5 separate regions of the Homo sapiens genome follow, and all the other regions are linked to region 4. Evidence: chromatin contacts called from ENCODE Hi-C or POLR2A ChIA-PET data. All regions are on one chromosome and are shown on one strand. Each heading gives the region's core, a stretch centred on a gene start or an enhancer-like site at or near the end of the contact. The rest is flanking DNA. Distances are from core to core; before and after follow the strand shown.

The links. Hi-C counts contacts between places; a loop is a spot of excess contacts on that map. ChIA-PET counts read pairs that join two places held with the same protein, here RNA polymerase II (POLR2A). Pooled maps may share reads with other maps.
Region 1: a map of natural killer cell shows a loop between it and region 4 (3-fold over the local background). The contact joins two enhancer-like sites. A Hi-C loop is called at or near these places in 1 of 168 maps with a recorded cell type or tissue (natural killer cell), 1 of 37 single-sample maps with no recorded cell type and 2 of 50 pooled maps.
Region 2: a pooled map shows a loop between it and region 4 (3-fold over the local background). The contact joins the promoter of ZBTB20-AS4 here to the enhancer-like site in region 4. A Hi-C loop is called at or near these places in 3 of 50 pooled maps. POLR2A ChIA-PET finds 5 or more read pairs at or near these places in 2 of 52 experiments (B cell and GM12878).
Region 3: a loop to region 4 is called in a pooled map, with 6 times the contacts of the local background. The contact joins the promoter of SPICE1-CFAP44 here to the enhancer-like site in region 4. A Hi-C loop is called at or near these places in 8 of 50 pooled maps. POLR2A ChIA-PET finds 5 or more read pairs at or near these places in 4 of 52 experiments (CD4-positive, alpha-beta T cell, OCI-LY7, activated CD8-positive, alpha-beta T cell and 1 more).
Region 5: a loop to region 4 is called in a pooled map, with 5 times the contacts of the local background. The contact joins two enhancer-like sites. A Hi-C loop is called at or near these places in 1 of 37 single-sample maps with no recorded cell type and 5 of 50 pooled maps. POLR2A ChIA-PET finds 5 or more read pairs at or near these places in 4 of 52 experiments (CD4-positive, alpha-beta T cell, CD4-positive, alpha-beta memory T cell, T-cell and 1 more).

Annotation. Positions count from the first base shown.
Region 1 is chr3:114,808,675-114,811,374 of GRCh38, forward strand. All of the region lies in intron 4 of ZBTB20 (zinc finger and BTB domain containing 20), which reads right to left. Among named protein-coding and RNA genes, the nearest start is that of ZBTB20-AS3, 63 kb to the right of the region's middle. RefSeq lists an enhancer at 1,217-1,396. Within about 2 kb of position 1,282, at least 3 of the 41 ENCODE cell types and tissues checked have a DNase peak (open chromatin) inside an H3K27ac peak, as active enhancers do; they include natural killer cell, where a contact is called at or near this core.
Region 2 is chr3:115,099,026-115,101,735 of GRCh38, forward strand. It overlaps ZBTB20-AS4 (ZBTB20 antisense RNA 4), which reads left to right and starts at 1,398. Exons shown (of 2, transcript NR_046877.1): 1 at 1,398-1,566. The region is part of intron 1 of ZBTB20 (zinc finger and BTB domain containing 20); the gene reads right to left. RefSeq lists an enhancer at 1,489-1,618.
Region 3 is chr3:113,513,638-113,516,497 of GRCh38, forward strand. SPICE1-CFAP44 (SPICE1-CFAP44 readthrough (NMD candidate)) reads right to left here and starts at 1,519. Exons shown (of 52, transcript NR_183050.1): 1 at 1,260-1,519. It overlaps SPICE1 (spindle and centriole associated protein 1), which reads right to left and starts at 1,519. Exons shown (of 18, transcript NM_144718.4): 1 at 1,260-1,519. RefSeq lists enhancers at 1,206-1,325, 1,386-1,435, 2,142-2,191, 2,702-2,751, 2,812-2,860.
Region 4 is chr3:114,212,919-114,215,618 of GRCh38, forward strand. No RefSeq gene overlaps it. Among named protein-coding and RNA genes, the nearest start is that of ZNF80, 23 kb to the right of the region's middle. RefSeq lists an enhancer at 818-1,491. Within about 2 kb of position 1,398, at least 12 of the 41 ENCODE cell types and tissues checked have a DNase peak (open chromatin) inside an H3K27ac peak, as active enhancers do; they include B cell, CD4-positive, alpha-beta T cell, GM12878 and 2 more, where a contact is called at or near this core.
Region 5 is chr3:115,164,538-115,167,396 of GRCh38, forward strand. No RefSeq gene overlaps it. Among named protein-coding and RNA genes, the nearest start is that of ZBTB20, 19 kb to the left of the region's middle. Within about 2 kb of position 1,359, at least 3 of the 41 ENCODE cell types and tissues checked have a DNase peak (open chromatin) inside an H3K27ac peak, as active enhancers do; they include CD4-positive, alpha-beta T cell, where a contact is called at or near this core.

The sequences.
Region 1 (2,700 bases), core at 32-2,531, 600 kb after region 4:
TTGATTTCTGTTCTTATCTTTGTTATATCCTTCCTTCTGTTCAAACAGAATTTAGTTTTATGTTTATATCATGTCTATACTTACCTAAATAATGACGTGATGAGGTCCTTTTGTTTAGGTGAATTTTAGATACATTTTTATCATTTCATTTCCACTTAAAGGATTTCCTTCAGTATTTCTGGTAAGGCAGGTCTACTAGCAACAAATTGTCTCAGTCTTTGTTTATTTGGGATATCTTTATTTTATATTTATTTTTGAAGAACAATTTTGCTAAATATAAAATTCCTAAATGACATTTTCCCTTTTTTTCCTTCAGCACACTGAATACGTCATCCCTCTACCTCCTGGCTTTGTTTCTAATGAGAAGTAAGCTGTTAATCGTAGTGTTGTTTTCCTGTATGTAACAGTCTTTTTTTTCTTGTTACTGTCAAAATTTTCTCTTTTTCATTCAAAAGTTTGACTATAATGTGTCTATGTACAGATTTTTTTTGTGTTTATCCAACATGGAGTTTTTGTGCTTCTCAAATGTGTAGATTAATGTTATTCATCACATTTGGGAAGTTTTTGGCTATTATTTCTTCAAATATTTTTGAGCCCTTTCTTTCTTTCCTCCTCTTCTCTACCATTACACATATGTTAGTATGCTTGATGGTCTCTCACAGGTCTCCGAAGCTCTGCTCATTTTTTCATTGTTCTTTTCTCTTCAAATTAGACCATTTCTATTAATTGATCTTCAATCTCATTGTGTCTTTATTCTGCCATCTTAAATATTCTGTTGAGATTCTCTTGCAATTTTTTAATTTCCATTATAATATTTTTTAACTCCAGAATTTTTGTTCCTTTTAAAATAACACTTATGTTTATATTGATACTCTCTATTTAAAGGGTAATTATAGTAATACTTTAATTATTTAACATGATTTCCTATTATTTTGAACATATTTATAATAGTGCTTTCAACTCTTTGTTTGCTAAGTTTAACATCTGCTATCTCCACTTCAACCCAAATATAATTTCTTTTTTTTTCTTCAGACACTTTCTTTTAACCACTTCTTAAATTGGGTATGAGTCACACTCCTGTTTATTACATGTCTCATTTTTTTCTTGAAAATTGACATTTTATATAGCATATTACAGCAACTCTGGCTTCTGACTTTTCCCTGTTGAGGGTTGTTGCTGTTATTGCTGTGTTTGTTTATTTAGGACTTGCCTAACATAACTCTGTGCAGCCTCTCTTCCCCATGCTGTGCCGCTGCTGATGTTTCTGCTCAGTTTGTGTAATTTCCATTTTCGTTTTTGAGCTGGGACTTTCCCCTGTGTTAACACAGTTTAGTGGTCAGCCAACGATCAGTCACAGGTTGTACTTAAACACCTAGGGCCACTATGCTAACGCCTCTAATTGATATATACGTGTGTGTGGGTTGTAGAATGCACTCAAAGTTCAGGCAGTTTACAAGTGTTTTTTTGATTTTTACTTTCCATTTGTTCTCTCTTATCTTCTCTCTGTGTGTCCAAAGCCTTAGGTCTTCCCCAGAGTATGTGTGCAGCCTTTCAGACCTCTAGGAATATGTGGTAGCTTACCAAAGTTCACTATGATAGTATCCTTTTCCAATTCTCCCTGCTAAATTTCTGGCCAATCTGCCAGTTCTTTTCTACTCTGAATTGTAACTTCAGGCTACATATGATGTTTATTCTCCCTGCTTGTTTGCCCCTGAGATTGTCACTGTTTTGACCACACCTAAGGGCATGGGGTTTTTCTATGTTCTGCTCCATCAAATTATCGAATCACCCCCTTTCAGCAGTGAAGTTGTGGGTTTTCATGACTTGTCCTGCCCTGGCAGAACTACTGATACAATGGAACTGTGGGGACGGATAATAGGAGGAAGCACTCCCGGCTAAAACACTGTGGGCTCCTAACTGTGCTAGTTGTCCCAACATAACTTTTAATTTGGCCACTTTCACTCCCAAAAGTATCCAGCTTCTGTGATATGATTTATGACCTTTTAATCTATAGTGGGCATAAACGACTTATGCCATATGCCATTTCTTCAGCGAATGACCACTGCCTAATTCTTTTCTTAGTAATGCAGGAATCAGGGGCCTAGCTGCAGGTATCCATGCATGTGGGGTGGCGGGGGGGAAGTCTAACTGCCATTGAATGAACGTTTTCATAATGGTTACATGTGTATAGAAAATCTTCAACTGCCCCTCCTACTACATCTCTAGAAAGTTTAAAGGTTTGGGGGGGATTAAGAATTTCTAGGGAAGTGTATGGGATATAGGGATAAGGTTACCAAAATTCTCCCATGGGAGATAAATAGTTTTGCCTCACTCTATAGAGTTTGGAGAAACCACTCAGCGAGAAGGACTAGAATTACTTTGGTTAATAATGAGTTGCTATGAACTTTGGAGCTGGACTAACCTATTCTAAGCAATTGTAAAGAATATGTCATTTAGACTTAATCTTATACAAAACAATAATAGCTCAGAGATCTAAGCAGGTCCAAATACTTACTTGGATCAGGTTAGTATTTGCCAGCTTATTTTCTCACAGATTCCTGGGCTCACTCAGGTTATACTTCCTTGGGAACACACAAAGGGAATAAGCTCCTTTTGGAACTCAAATAACTTGTAAATCAGAAAGTTCCCATATGGATATAGAGAATAATATTTACTATATAATAATTTTTCCTTTACATG
Region 2 (2,710 bases), core at 148-2,647, 890 kb after region 4:
ATAAAATTCCATTAAGAAGTCCATTTCAAATGGCCCTTATTAAAATAATCCTTTCAATTTTGAAGAACACTATTCTGGGAAAACTCTTCAACAATGTCTGCTAGTTTGAAATGTAACTTTTCCCACTATAAAAAAGAAAAAAAGAAATAAAGGAAAAGAAAGCACCACAAAACTGAATTTGAAATAAAAATTATATTATTTATGCTCCCCAAAATGTTAAATGAATACTTACAGTTGTTGTGCAAGATGGCCTGATACACTTCATAGCTTCCACTTTGTAAAAAGATGGCCAGCCCCTCACTCCACCCTCCCCAAGCATAAATAAACAGTAACATACTAAAAGGAAACTGTCCTAGGATAAAAACTGCTTGTTAAGAAAGTTCGCATTCTTACTAACCAAAGTGATATTCCTATAAATGTAAAAGCCCATCTGCAAAATAAAAGTTAGAAAACAGAATACCTTATTTGTTTAAAAATACATCCCCCAGATGCAATGTTTCTATGTGTGTGATGACAAAAATAATTACTCCATTCTTACCCACCCTCAGCAACTACCCCTCACCTTATGTCCAATGGCATTAAATAAACATGCTGGCAAAAAGTATTCAACCTGCTTCAAGGATTTAAACTGTAAATATGGACTTTAAACTTCAACATAAAACAAAGAACAAGAGTCTCACTTTAGTAATACCCACACTGGCACTGCAGCTAAAACTCATTGGCAAATAACTAACAAAACCGAGTTAGCAATAAATAAGGACAACATGATATATAGACAGACAGATGGAATTGCATAAACAGACAAGAAAAGCAAAGAGACAAACATACGGAAGGGTCTGTTTTAAAAGAGTGAAAGATTCTGATTTATTTGGTACTTTAGTGAGAAAAATAGATTTGTTTGTAATTATTTTTAAAGTAACAAAACTGAATCACAAGGGCACACCCCTAAGTAAGTAGGAAGAAAATTAGTAAAGGGTAGGCCTCCTACAGATGTTCTAAATTTTAAGCTAGCACTAGCTCTGTCAAACTTAAATCTGGAAATTAAAATTCAAGCAGGAAAGAATAAAGGCATTGGGGGCTAAAGGAGATGACAGAGGGGGCATTGAGGAAGCAGGATTTTTTTTTTTTTAAGAAAGTTGTCTGCCCTACCTTCTTCCCCAGCGCTGAGTTTCTCTTCTTATAATCGGTGTCTCCCTGGAAGTACAGTGTGAGTGGTAATGACTGCCTGCCTCCCTAATGAGTCCATTTTCCTGCTCTTGATGTTGTGTATATACACACACTGCAACCTACCTTACAAACCACAGAGACGGGAAGAGAGAGAGAGAGCAAGAGAGAGGAGGGAGGGGGGAAGAGAGGGAGAGAGAGACAGAGACAGAGCAAGCGAGTAAGAGAGAGAGAAGAGGAGAGAGAGAGAGAGAGAAAGAAAAACAGAAAGAAACAGAGAGAAAGGCACAGACAAAGCCCTCCTACCAGACAGCAGACAGCTCTCCTTCCCCTATCCAGCAAAATGCAACTCGTCTAATGCAGCAACAGGTTCAGTATTGCCAGACTAACAGAGTGAAAAAGGTATATTCTCTATATCATTATTGCTTGCAAATAAACAGTTTAAGAGCAGCTGGCTCCACCTTCTTTATTTATGCTCCATTATGAGGAATGTATTGTTTCAGTTCTGGCAGTACATGTAATTATCATAAATACATTTTTTGCATATAAGCAGGAAATAGTGAAATGCATAGCTTATTTGTGCAATCTTTTAAATTTATTTTTAATGTGAGAAGAATGTGAACAAATCAGCTCTGACAAAAGCCTAGTAATGATTTTAAAGTCAGAGCAGTCTTAAAGGAGGCTCTGTAAGAAACAGACTCCATACAATAGGAAAACTGATCTCAGACAAAACTGATAACTGCAAAGAAGAAATCATTGCTCAGTTAATAAATCGAGACCATATACAAAATTGCAGACTTACAAAATTACAGACCAAAACAGAATTAAGCTTAATTAAGTAACTAATAGGCTAGGAACCTAGAAGAAGGGAGATTGGCTTCTCATTTAAAGCATCTAGCTGTACAAACATCACAATGCAATGTACTCTGTGTGAACAGGTGCAATGCGTATAGTACATAGTGGTACAACAACAGAAATAAATCCCATAAGAAGCTACCATCACAATCAGGATGATATTTCATAGAATATGGGACTGAAACTACAGCAGTTACCCTTAATCTTTTATTAGGAGGGAAAAATAAAAATAATCAATGCTTCTAAATAAACTTGCCTTAAAAGAGAAAAAAAACAGTTTTTCTTTGTCTGATACTTCTAACCAGATTTTTTCTATATTCTAGTTCCAAAATTATGATGTTATTATACTCCTCACCCCATCACATGCTTCCCACCCACTTTCCCCACTCCTAGGTGCCCTTTCTCCTGTAAGTGATATATTTGCAGCTATAGAATTACAAACATCAGAAAACAGAAATAGTTTTAAGCCACTCTCCTCGTCCCCGAATTTTTAAAAACTAGACTCTGCTTGACGAGTCATATCTCCTTCTAGCACTATTATCTATCTAGACACCCACCTTCCTTAATATATTTCTATACAGTTTGGCTATGTGTCATTTAGATGGGACTTAAGAACATTATAATAGAGGTAAAATTTTCTAAAAAATATTTACACACAAATAAAAAATATAAGTGCATTTGACTTATTCAA
Region 3 (2,860 bases), core at 269-2,768, 700 kb before region 4:
CACCTCTGTTCCTTATCTCTTAGTGAATCAGATAACAGAATCTATTAACTTTTTCCCTAAAAATCTCTCTTGCCCGCTCTTCTCCATCTCTACTAAAAATATTTTTGTTCAGGCTCTCATTATTCTAATTAGTCTCCCTTTCACTCTTCACTCACTGACTTCATCATCCATCTATTAATGTAACTAATATTTTGAAGCACCATCTAAAAGCGAGGCACCAGATATAACAAGAAAGTAGAATAGTCTATGCCCTTGCAGAGTTAAGAGTTTCTAAGAGGACCGCAATTAAACAAGTATTTACAACAAAAGGGCAGCATGGGAAGTAAATTCTGTGTGCCATGAAAGTACCTAACTAACTCTATGCAGTAAGTAAAAGCTTCTCCTCTCTGTAATACCCCCAAAAATGTTTGCACTGAGAGCTAAAATACGAATAAAAGTTAGAAGCAGGGGAAAGAATATTCCAGGCAAGGGAAAATGCATTTACGAAGAGTTTGAGAAGTTCAGTTCAATTAACAAAGATCTGAGAGGGTGAGAGGTTAAAGGAAGAAAGGCAGACAGCAGATTGTAGTCTTGTGAGCCACAGCAATCTGAACACCTAAGACCATAGGAAACCACTGAAGAATTTTAAAAGGGATAGTTATGACTGGACTTAGTAAATCCACTCTGACTGGTGTGGAAAACTGATCAAAGAGAAACAAGAACTCTTTCCAAACACTGTTGAATCAATCCTACCTAAATACATGGATAGAGAATAGATCTGAACCCTTTACCTACTTCCTCTAGATTCGGATGGCTCCCCACTGTCAAAAGCAATCCAACTCAGCTTGGCATTCAGACCCTCTCCCCCATATGGCCCGGCTGACTTTTCTTTCCAGTGTTCTCTCACATCTCCCGCAAATCCTAAAACCAAGCTCTCGCCTCACACACAGTTGCAACCATTCTTTTCCCTCTGCTTGGAACACTCATTAGGCTCACTCTCTTCTCTACTGGGTTAACTTCCACGGACTCCTCAAAACTCACAGGAGGAGCCTTCTGAGAAGCCCCTCTGACATCCATCGATTTAAATGACGCTCCCGGTCCCAAAGCACCCTGGATAGTTTGCCTCTCTCCTGCTACACGGTGAACTCCCCCAACGCTACAATCGAGCACCCCCAATTACCAGCTCTGTGCAAAAGCTCCCGAAAGCGGTGCGCACGCGCATACTCGAGGTGCTCTGGCGCCACGCACAAACATACCCAGACACGCACCCTGACACGTACTTGCACTCTCAAAACACAGAGCCGCGGCTGCGCTTCCTGAAGTAAGGATTCCCCAACCGGGCGCCTGGATCCCAGGCAACAGACAGATGCCACCACCGTTCTCCCCACCCTTTTGGTAGCCCTGGTCCCTAAGGCTCGTTGGGACTGCGAGCTGCAAGCCTCAGATCCATCATCTCAACCTGCCTTGCAGTCGGTCCCGACTGCCGCCGCCACCGCAGCTAAAACTTCAGGCGCCGGAACCGCGGAGCGCGCCACAGGTTAACCCAGCCAGCGGCTTCCGGGCTGTTGCCTGGGTTACCAGAGCTCCGCCCCACGCCCTTGCGTATATCCGGCGAGCCCAGTGCGCAGGCGCCTCCCAAAGCCTATCTCGGGTCCTGAGTCTAAGGGAGAGAGGTTCCTCTGCAAGGTTCAGGGCAAATTATTAAAGAATAGGTATATAGCAGGCCGGGCGCGGTGGCTGACGCCTGTAATCCCAGCACTTTGGGAGGCCGAGGCAGGCGGATCACGAGGTCAGGAGATCGAGACCATCCTGGCTAACACGGTGAAACCCCGTCTCTACTAAAAATACAAAAAATTACCCGGGCCAGGTGGCGGGCGCCTGTAGTCCCAGCTACTCGGGAGGCTGAGGCAGGAGAATGGCGTGAACCTGGGAGGTGGAGGTTGCAGTGAGCCGACATGGCGCCACTGCAGTCCGGCCTGGGCGAAAGAGCGAGACTCCGTCTCAAAAAAAAAAAAAAAAAAAAAAGAATAGGCATATAGCATTAGCCGGTGCCTCGAGAATTCTCCAAAAGAAAGATGTTGCTCTCCTCACCAGACTTCACATATCACTTAATTTGCTTTCATCTCTATTCATTTGTTTACAAATCTTTAGTAGTGGAATCCCAGCACTTTTGGAGACAGAAGCAGAAGGATTGCTTAAGCTCAGGAGTTTGAGACAAGCATGGGCAAGATGGCGAAACCCCGTCTCTACGAAAAATTAAAAAATTAGCTGGGCGTGGGAACACGCCTGTAGTTCCAGCTACTCAGGAAGCTGAGGTGCGAGGATCGCTTGAGCCAAGGAGGGCAAAGCTGTAGTGAGCCACAGTCATACCACTTCACTCCAGCCTGGACGACAAAGCAAGACCTTGTCTCAAAAAAAAAAAAAAAAGTTGTTTATTACAACCTACAAATGTGCGGGAGAGCTAGGTTCTATGGGGCTAAAAACAGGCAAGGTGGGAAACTTACAGCATATTAACAGACAGTTATCAATGACAAAAACATTAAAATTATGACGAGTGCTAAGAAGGAAGCACTCTAACCAAATACTTAGCTTATTATTATAGTAATATTTGAATTACTCAGGAAAGCTCAGACATGAATAGGCCAGTGGGGAAGGGGAAAGCATTCCTGCAGAGGGAGCTGCATGTGCAAAGATGTGGAAAATGCAAGGGACAGGAAGAGGTCCAGTGTGTCTGAAGTTTAGAGAACAGTGGGAACTTGCTGTGAAGGGGAGGCGCCCTGATAGGCTGGATCCACGACAGTCAGAGCTGCGTGGACCACGTTAAGAACTTTACAAAGCACTTGATTCAAAAACAGAGTTTATTTGCTCTGGTAAGACAATT
Region 4 (2,700 bases), core at 148-2,647:
GCCATGAAGGTGAGAATGGATCCAGACAATAATGTGTTTTCATTTGTGGTTGCTTATCTTTTGTCTCCAACTGGCAAGCTGGAATGATGTTGGCACCACACGACAACAGCAGGGAGTCACAGCCTTTTCATAAATGCATGGAGAAATGAGGCATCAGCAGGTACAGGTTACAGTGACTCAGGTGGGGCACAGGAATTTCATGATTTTAAAAAAGGATTCCAGATTCTTCTGTTCTCCTTGCCAAAGGCTAGTCAATTTTCCCAGTTGCTTCTCTATTGCCCCCATCTTATTCAAAACTGCACAAATTCAAATGACCCCACTTCATCTAGACAAAAACGTAAAAAGAAAAGACAGTCAATCAAGATTCTGCTTGATTAACATCTTGGGAGAAGGCTAACATGAGTCTTCAGGGATGAAAATAAATGGCTCTGAGCCTGGGCTGTGGTCATAAACCTGACCTTGTCACTGCCTAAGCGAGGAAAGCAATGGAGGAAATTAGAGCTCTCGTTCCAGTGTGATTACAATTGTACCCTTAACAGGACATGACAATGTTTTTTGGCATTCAATTATGTTTTGCTATGCGTGCATGCATACACTCACACACTCACACACGCAGAGCTAGAATTGAAATCATCTCAAGTGAGAATTCTTGTGATGCATTTAAGGGGCCTGCATTTGACAAGTTGCTACCTAGTTATGGACTAAAATCTCACCAGGCACCCCCATAGCTTATCGCCTGTCATTTCAAAACAAAGACATCCTGCTTCCCCTTTCTGTGTCACACCTCATCGACTCATTCTCAGCAGACTCTTACTTTCATTACAAGCTCGGTGCCACCTCCCGGACTTTCATCAGATGAAAACTTGAAAGAAAAAAAAAACCCATTCCATGTTTTGACTTGGACTCTAGGTGTTGTTATTCTCTCAGTCCAGCTTGAGAAAAAAAAAAAAAAAAAGCCCACCCCACGAGGGGGCAGGCCTGCTTTCCTGTCTCCTGCCACCACACAGTCTCTGAAGTGTGTGAAGAAGAGAGGAAGAGACAATTAACACTCAGCACCAATCTGCATTTCCTTTTTAGCTGCCATTTACACGCTGCTCAGGTTTTGAAAACCAGCATTTCATGCTACTCCCTAGAGAGCCAGCACCAGCTTCAGCAGGATCCATCTGCACAGCACTCACATTGCTGAAATCTTCAGCCAACCCAGAATTCATTTATTTATTTTTTGAAAAAAAATGAGAGAGAGGAAGTGAGAGAGTACGAGTGAGAGAGCAAGCAAGCGGGTGAAAATAATAGATTAGAATCTGGTAATATTTAATGCGCACGCTTGACCAATCCCTGCGCTGGTCCAGGCAGGGGTGAGTCAGTGGAGTTTTTCTTTGATCATCTTCTAGATTAGTGTGAGCAGCGAGCGAATGAGCAAGAGCGTGTGACAACAGAGGATGACAGGCTGTGAGGTTCGAAGCAGGAAGGACACACTCCATAAGTCTCGGCACTGCTCATCAGCCCATGTGTCAGCACGCTCTTGCTGATGGGAGCAGCGGGGAGAAACGCCATACTGGGAAGTCACTGCTGGTGTGGGACAAGTTACAAGATGCTTCTGGGGGAGGAAAATGTGTATCATCAACTCCTCAGGTCTGGCCAACTTGCTTTATTTCCTTTAGCCCCCAAAGGGTGGAGCATTGAAGCATAATAGCTTCAATAAGCTTTGTTATTTTAACATTATTATTTTTTAAACTGAATTCACCACCACAGGAGGTCACAGAGTCAATGGTCACAGCTGGCTTTTAAAAAAGGGTTGAGTCACTTTGTGATTGATAAAACAGACTCAGCCTGAGATGAGGGCAATCAGGTTTCCTGCTTGAAGGCATCAGTTGATCACTACAGGGGTCGGAAAGAAGTGTTTTTCTTACGCAAGTTCTGGCATAATAGTCTAGGTGAATGCAAAAAAAAAAAAAGTTAGTCTTTTGATTTGTTTGTTTTTGTTTCTAAGAGAGAGCAGAGCTAAAAAGCCCATCCTTACCTCAGTAGACCAATGAGTGGTCTGATTCCATCTGGCTCTGCTGCTCAGATGGCAGTTGTGATGATAGTCATGCTACAGACACATTTACCAACTAAGCAGTGCAGACAGTACTCTGCATTGGCCCAGATTTACCTAGGAACAAGCACAGGTGTGCTCAGATAAGGAAAATACCTTAGGTCAGGAGGTGGGGTGAGCACATGGTTGTTAAAATAGAATTTAGTGAGTTAAAAAAAAAACCAGCAAACCAACACAAGACTCATAAGTACCCTATAGTATCTGCGGATGCCGTTACACGTCAAGTTAAACCACATCTTCTCAGGATACAGGGGTGTTTTGCAGCTCTCACATTAACACAGATGTGTAACGTGGGTTTCTCAGCCTATCAGAGATGGGGCAAGATAGGGTTATAATAAACAGCTTTTGTTTTTTTTGGCTCTGCCCTTACTAGGGGAGACTTCCAACCTTACCAATTCTCAAATAGTTCTTGGAGTCCCTGGTGAGAAGGATGCCCCTCTTCCACCATTCTGACTTAATGACACTGGAGCCACACTGCATGGGTTCAAATCCCAAACTCATTCCTCCACTCAAAATGTATTTAAGGGAGTGCCCACTGTGAACTTGACATTATTCTAGATGCTGAGGAAAGAGCCATTCCACATTTTCCTGTAATTTTGGTTCTA
Region 5 (2,859 bases), core at 109-2,608, 950 kb after region 4:
ACTTCCTGCCTCACAGTAATTAGACAGGAAGCTTCCTAGCAAAGAGACAGAGTTAAGAAATACAGTTTCTTACCACTCCAGGAAAGGTACATATTAATTCCCTTTGCTTCTGCATCCACTGGTAGAAGCCATATTTGCCAACAGCTTTGCACTTCCATAGTATGGTTATTCTAAGCACCTAGGTGGAAACCAAGTTCTCTTACTGGACAGAACTCTTGTATTGGGCTACCTCATAAGTTGATAGCCACAGTAGAAGGTTGCTGTTGGATCAGATGCTGATTCCTGACTCAGTCAATGGTATGAAGGAGTGTGATTCTGTGGTTCACAGCAAGGAGAAGCTGTGGCAGTGTGGTAATTTGCATTAATGGAGTTATTTACTCATTCTGTATCTGTGCCATTTGCCATGGGACTTTGCATTCCTCCTGCTGAAGAGGCAGAATATATTTTCTCATTATTTGATTAAATTTTGTGCTTGGTCACGTGACTTATTTTGGCCAAAAGAATGACACATGCCAGAGTCTCAGTGAAGAGGACTTGTGTGTTTCTTCTTATCTTTGTGCATTTCTGCCATTGCCAAAGGAAAAACAGGCCTGTACCAGCTTTCTGGGCCAGAAAAGAATGAGAGACGTATAGGGTATACATAAGTGTTTCAGCTGGATCACCCCTATGGGCCCACCCTAGATCAGCTAACCTCTAGTGAACCAACTGATGTATGGGCTCAATAAATACCACTGAGATTTAGGGGTCCTTTGTCACATAGCAAGAGTTAACTGACATAGGCAGATTTGCTCAAAATGAGTCTGTAGATTTGTTAGCTTTAACCAGAATGGGGATGTGGCCATAACAAGCCCTCAAGCTGCCAGACTTCACTCCAGCAAACAGGTGACTTCCTTAAAGCCCAAGACAGACTGTAAACAACCCACAAGACTCATCAAACCAAAACCTCTGATGAAGATGGTATCTTCTTACGTAAGTACACATACAAAAATTTCAATCCCTGTTGCTCTAGACTCTGAGTTTAGCTGATAAATCCAATGAAATAGAAAACCAGGGGTTAAAACCACAAGGAAAGGAGCCCAAGCATCTATTAGAAGGGCAAGTCTATTTACTGGTAGCCGAGACCTTCTAATGTGTTTCCATGATATCAGGCAGCACTCATGGAAAGCTGTGGAAAATGTAGGACAACATGTCTATTTGACAGAATCAGGAAATACACACAGAGTATAAGGTATGACCTAGGTCAAAACCCAGAATCCAAGATCAGGACTCCTTTTGGGGAAGAATCTTGGCCTTATGAGGTTGGTTGGAAATGTCAGTGTAGCTGTTATAGTTTCCTGGAGTAGGTTTAGACTACACAGAGACTTTCATTCTTTCACAGGAAATGAACGGTCACCACGAAGATGCTTAGGGCATTTGTAAGGATGACAGCCACTTTTGTGATTTGCCTATCACAAGCTGTTCAATTTTGGCTTAATTTTATGTAAATAGCACTTTCTCTCGGCACTCTATGGATCACATGTTTGCAAGGAAAAGAGAGGAGTACACATAAAGCTCCTTGAGATATAGAATGAGATTTTCCCAGACATAAAGTATAGCTCAGACCTACAAAAGTGTATAATACCTAGTGGTATAAAGAACACTGTACAACATTTTTTCTCTGTCCTCCATGTGTTTACCCTGTGGTTGAAGAGTTAAATTCTCATATAAAAACAATTATATAAGTATGGGAAAAATATTGACCTACTGAGGAACTTTATAGCAAAGTCTTATTCTATTAAGAATTTTAAGATAATATTTAGCGTAATGGAAATAAGGTTCTTACAACAGAGTTTATTTTTTTCCTCCTTGTACATTGGTAAACAAATATACCAGACAGAGTAAGCAATGTTATAGTCTGGGACAAATTATATTATTGATTCTTTAAAAGACTTTTAATTTATGAGAAGGTTATGGCAGTCTAATCAAATAAATGGAAATTCATGTAGGTATGAGTCAAATAATCAAACATTATTATTCTTACTCTATTATACTTTTATGACCATAAATGCAATTTTATTTCAAAATATTAAACTTGTGATAGTATAGGAAGGACTTCATCCTTAAGATGTTGGAGCTGAAAATTTTAGGCCTTAAGAACTAATCCTGATATTTATGAAATGGATAAGTTTTCTTGGTTTTTATACTGATAATATATGTGGTATAATGTACAACTACAGAAGTGCCCCTACTTGAGACATATAAATAACAACAAATACTACTATAATAACCACCTTGAAATGAGTTTTTAATTGCTTTGATGACTATAGTAGCAATTCCCAAAATATGCTAGCTCTGTTTACTTTCAATTTTATTCGGCATATGGGCGTAGGAAAGCATTAGCATTTTCCAATTCCAAGGATGAATGTGTTTAATGTTAAAATAACTCAGAACAGTTTTATGTTTTTCATCATGAAGTTCAAGTAAGAAATATAAATACAGAAACTTGGGTCTGCTGCTATTCTGCCTATAAATTTGGTCAATCTGGTGAGGACGTGACCATAGAGAGCTTATGGATCAACTATTTGGGCTTCCTTTTACTACCAACTAAAACACATGATGCAAAATTATTTCCATCAATAGGACAACTATTTGAAAACATTCATACTGTGTAGACATGTTTTTAACCTCAATTTTTTCCCATCAATTCTGAATATATTTTTCGTGGGGGCTGGAGGTTGTAGTGATTGGTGCCATACCTAATAGTGGGGTATCAAAAAGTGACGGAGATTTGGGCTTGAGTCTCAGTCAACACAGTCAGCTTGCAAGAAATATAACTATTAATCACATTTATCAACTGAACTTAATTTTGATTGTGAGACC